2 separate regions of the Homo sapiens genome follow, and region 2 is linked to region 1. Evidence: chromatin loops called from intact Hi-C (ENCODE). Cell type or tissue: mammary epithelial cell. All regions are shown on one strand.

Region 1 (2,500 bases):
TGTATGTCTTGCCTTTGGAGGTGGCAATGGCTAGATGGTGGCCCCCAGAAAGATATGTCCATGTCCTGATCCCTAGAACCTGTGAATGTGACCTTATTTTGAAAAGGGGTGTTTGGCTGGGCGATGTGGCTCACACCTGTAATCCCAGCACTTTGGGAGGCCGAGGTGGGTGGATCACCTGAGGTCGAGAATTCGAGACCAGCCTGACCAACATGGAGAAACCCCATCTCTACTAAAAAAAAAAAAAAAATACAAAAATTAGCCAGGCGTGGTGGCGCATGCCCATAGTCCCAGCTACTTGGGAGGCTGAGGCAGGAGAATCGCTTGAACCCAGGAGGCAGAGGTTGCCATGAGCTGAGATCACACCATTGCACTCCAAGCTCAGCAACAAGAGTGAAACTCCATCAAAAAAGAAAGAAAGAAAAAAAAAAAGAAAGAAAGAAAGAAAGAAAGAAAGAAAGGAAGGAAGGAAGGAAGGAAGGAAGGAAGGAAGAAAGAAAGGAAGGAAGAAAGAAAGAAGGAAAGAAGGAAAGAAAGGAGGGAAGGAAGGAGAAAGAAAGAAAAGAGAGAAAGGAAGGAGAGAAAGAAAAGAGAGAGAAAGAAAGAAAGAAAAATAAAGACAGAAAAAAAGAAAGAAAAGAAAAAAGAAAGGAAAGAAAGAAAAGGGGTCTTTGTAGATGTCATTAAGTTAAAAATCTTGAGATGAGAAACTCATTCTGTATTACCTGGGTGATCCCTAAATTTAGTAACAAGTCTCTTTTTAAGAGACACACAGAGGATAAGATAATGTGAAGACGGAGCAGAGATTGGAGCAATGTGGCACTAGCTAAGGAAGCCAGACGCCACGAAAAACTAGAAACAAATGGATTCTCCACTACAGGCCCTGTAGCGGGTGCAGCCCGGCCAAACACCTTTGAGCTTCTGGCCTTCAGAACTGTGAGATGATAAATCGCGATTTTCATGCCACTAAATTTGTGGCAATTTGTTACAGCAGCCCCGAAAACAAGACAGAGGCAGTGAGTGACCCATTACTGTAAGTATTTAACAGGCTAAATTCTACTTCTCGGAGGTCAGTTTTTGGAGACAATCCTTGCCCAAACAAAGTAGGAGGCCAAATTCAGGGATATTGCATGTTCTTTTTAACTCCAGAGTTCTAGAGTGCTACCCTTCACATAGATACCTCAGCAAGAATATAGCCTCATCTTGTTTATTGTATAACTTCTCCGCAATTAGGCTTAATGACTAAAATATTAATATTTGGCTACAGATAGAGTATTGAAGTTTTTACTTCCAAAGTTGTTAATATGCGAATTTGATCTACCATTTACACTCTTGCTTTTCCTTTATTCTTCCTCTCATTTTTTGACAAAAAGGTTGAATCAACTAACATGAAAAAATTAACTGTTGCGATTATGCAGCTGTCATTTTTTCATGCTCCTTGGGAATATTTGCTGGAAAAATAAATGGGAGTTGGGCTGCTACATTTGTTACCAAATCACTGGAAATTCCCCTATTGCACTTTGAATCATCCTGAGACACACATATTTTTAGCTATTTTCTTGATGTTGTCATAAATCAGGGTTCATCTCTGCATGCTTGTGACTCATGTCCCATTTGCATAAATAAATATTGAGAAGTGGTGTGGAGAAAAGTCTCTTTCTTTTTAAACAAGGAACTTAGGCAAGTGACAGGCATTCTGTAAATCTGGAAGTGAAAAAATCCGTTGTAGTGAATTTGATCAGACATATGTTCTTCTGCTCTTTCCCCAAATATTAAAAGTAAATGATTACATAGAAGTTTTTCAAGGGTTTTCTAGGTGTTTTAAACAGATTTAATTTTTAATATCCTGATTTTGAATAATGTCCTATGATATTTTGTGGGTATACCCTATTTATAGCCGGGCGTTACATCTTTCTAGATGCTATGGAATGGTGATTGCAGATGTAACCTTGGTTTTAAAGAATATGTATAAGCCTTATAGATACTGGATTGTACGTGTGCATGGCTGACATGAATTATAACACCAGCGTAGTGACATGAGAGATCTCTGTGTGATTGTTACCTTCCCGACTCCTGCTCCTAAGGCCGTGACTCCCCATCACCCCTTCATGCTAGTCTTCCCTCTCTGCTCTGTTCAAGGAGCTCACGGCATGAAGTGAGGTTCAGAGATGTGCACGGCATGAAGCCAACCATGGGCAGTGCGGTCGCAAAGCTACCAACACAGCGCTAGGGAGAGCAGGGCGGGAAGGGCTCGGCGCATGGTGAAGCATAAGGGAAGTCCCTCTGGAAAAGACGAACCTGAGGAAAGGCTTCAGGAGTGGGCAGGACTTCCCATAAACAACATGGGTTGGGGGAAAGTGGGTTTCATGAAGCAGAAGCCAGGGCCCAGGCAAGGGAGTGTATTGAGATGAGGTTGAGAGATCCCTGGGCAATGAGGCAGTGGGCAAGGGGCCGGCAAGGCAGGACGGATCCAATTTGGATTGTATTATACAAATAAAGA
Region 2 (2,500 bases), 220 kb before region 1:
TCAGAACATAGCACTGCTATTCTCAGGAGATGTTGGCTGTTTTCAGTTCTGTTCTGATGAACTCTGATAGTATTCTTACCTTCCCATTGGCAGCTTTAATCTGTGCACACTACTCTTCCCCACACTTGTAGAAACTCAACAAATAAGATCTGTGGCTTCCTAGAGCTCCCAATCTAGTGGGAGTTACAAAGGTAACTTCAAAACAACAATGTGGATGAGAATTATTGGAGCAGAGATATGAAATTGTTAACTTTAGGAGTACTGGAGGCAGGACTGGCTATATCGTTTGTGAGTCCAGTGCAAAATGAAAATGCTGGGCCCCTTCTTCAAATTTCAAGATGACAACAGCAGAGAAATAAACCATTCATCCGGTGGGCTCTTCTGAGCTTGAAGCCCTGTGTGACATCAGTCACACATCTGAGTGGCTCATCCTGATTGGATAGGCACATTTATTTCATGCAAAAAAATTAGAGAAGTTTTACCGTTTGAAGATGTAGGTGCTGAGCTAGACTTTGAAGGATGGAAAGAACTTTGAAAAGTTGGGTAGAGCAGCCCAGGCATATGATAAAACATGTGCCATTTTTAAATTCCCATACAATTAAAAAATTAAGTGAGATTTATTGGGTCAAAGTGATTTGACAATCAGGAAGGAAAGGGAGATGGAAAGACTGTACTACTGAACTTCAATTATCTATTAACAAGAAGCAATCCGAAGAATTTTAAGAATAGACACAAGATTAGATCAATTTAGGGAGATGTCTGTGGTGGCAGAAAGACAGATGGATTGATTCTTGTGTTGGAGTCACAGGCAGCAGGGACCACGGTGGGTGAAAGCAACGCATTCCTTAACTGGGAAGTGGCAGCAATCTTCTTTTTACCTCTATTTCTCTGTAGTCTATTAGTCTATGTATTTTTTTTTCCACATGAAACAAGGGTCTGTTTCTGCTTGGAAGACATCTTCAATTACACAACGCAGGCAAAAAAAAAAAACAACAACAACAAAAAAAAAACTGGAATAATGGAATTTTAACCAGAATTCTTTTTTTCTCTGTTGACAGCCTTTCAGGGACATCTCCATTCTGGTTATAGAAGGAGACCCTGAAGTCACCCAAATGTGCATTCAAAATGTATCACCTTTCCTTGGCCTTTCAAACAGACTAGTATTCCAGAAAAACCATGTCATTTTGCATTCCGGGCAACGCTTTGAAGACGTCATGAATGAAACACTTGCCCTATTCATCCCCGAAGAGAAGTGCAGGTCTGTGCACGCTCTGTCTGTCTGTCTCTCATCCTGACAAACTGTCTTCAACAGTGGGAAATTAAAACCTTCTTCCTTCCTTTTCTGTTTTTCTTATAATAACTCAGCCTTGAGTCAGAGGTACATGCTCAGCCTCCCGAAAGTGCTGCTGTCACGGAAAGGAAGATCCTTTTGTTCCCTAATTTATCATCTCTTAAAGGAAGCTACAAAGTTCAGGATGACGGGATAGAATCAGCCATCCACTTAAACTGGAGCATGCACGCAGGGAACTGGATTTTAATACCTGTAAGATGCAGAGATAGAATTTTATCCATGTCGCAGATTCTGAGAAAACAAGAAAAAGTGGTGAATGTACTTTAATGTTGTAAGAAAGCATAAAAATCCAAATTTTTTAAGGAACAATACTCCATAAAGTAAACATTTAGAACTTTTTTTTTGATCCCCAATTAAATTTTACTGTCTGTGTTAAACTACGTAAATGATGTAACCCTTTCCAGGTCTCAGAGTCCTTACCTGCGACAAGAACAGATGCTTGCTGAGACCCCTCCTGCAGTAGGGCACAGGGTTAGCACTCTCTGGCTGGGTGCATCTATGTATCAGATGCCCATATAGTAGTAGGATAAGAGGATCTACATTCCTGCCCAAATATGTGCCCACACAACACCAGTACCTTTGAGCGTGGCACTTATATCGCTAAATGTCTGTATTTCTCAGATGAAGGGAGTTGTCCTTGTTATTTTCTCCCGGATACTGTGCGGATGACACAGCATCCTCGGGTAATTAACATTCCTCTAACCCTGTGTAACCGGGGTAGGACGGAGTCAGCAGCTGCCAGGTCAAGTACAATCAGAGAGTGAGAGGGGCATCCTCAGAGGCATCAAGAAATGCGTGCATTTCCAGGGCTCCAAGAACGGGCCTGCACGGCTCTTTAGGAATTTCCTCTGTAGGTCTAATTAATACGTCTAACCAGATCTTAATATACTCTCTTCATTTTTGTTGATTTTTTTTTTTTTTCAGACGGAGTCTCGCTCTGTCGCCCAGGCTGCAGTGCAGTGGCATGATCTCGGTTCACTGCAACCTCCGCCTCCCTGGTTCAAGTGATTCTCCTGCCTCAGCCTCCTGAGTAGCTGGGATTACAGGGACACGCCACCATCCCCAGCTAATTTTTGTATTTGTAGCAGAGACGGGGTTTCACTATGTTGGCCAAGATGTTCTCTATCTCCTGACCTCGTGATCTGTCCA

What was found. A loop is a pair of places that touch in the nucleus more often than their neighbours do. Peaks named below come from ENCODE experiments on the same cell type or tissue, not always from the same donor. Only the 100,000 strongest peaks of a DNase experiment are listed, where the experiment ranks them.
Region 2: it touches region 1 in a loop (5-fold over the local background); 1 of 110 quality-filtered maps calls a loop at or near these places.

What each region holds. Positions count from the first base shown.
Region 1 is chr4:186,903,371-186,905,870 of GRCh38, reverse strand. The region is part of intron 1 of LOC102723906 (a long non-coding RNA gene); the gene reads right to left. Among named protein-coding and RNA genes, the nearest start is that of FAT1, 180 kb to the right of the region's middle. In mammary epithelial cell, no CTCF peak of the experiment used is centred here; a DNase peak (open chromatin) is centred at 1,550; H3K27ac peaks cover 356 bases.
Region 2 is chr4:187,127,968-187,130,467 of GRCh38, reverse strand. LOC124900878 (a long non-coding RNA gene) reads right to left here. Exons shown (of 2, transcript XR_007058507.1): 2 at 594-1,582. Among named protein-coding and RNA genes, the nearest start is that of LINC02374, 73 kb to the left of the region's middle. RefSeq lists an enhancer at 1,154-2,353. In mammary epithelial cell, no CTCF peak of the experiment used is centred here; DNase peaks (open chromatin) are centred at 1,307 and 2,057; H3K4me3 peaks cover 631 bases; H3K27ac peaks cover 2,500 bases.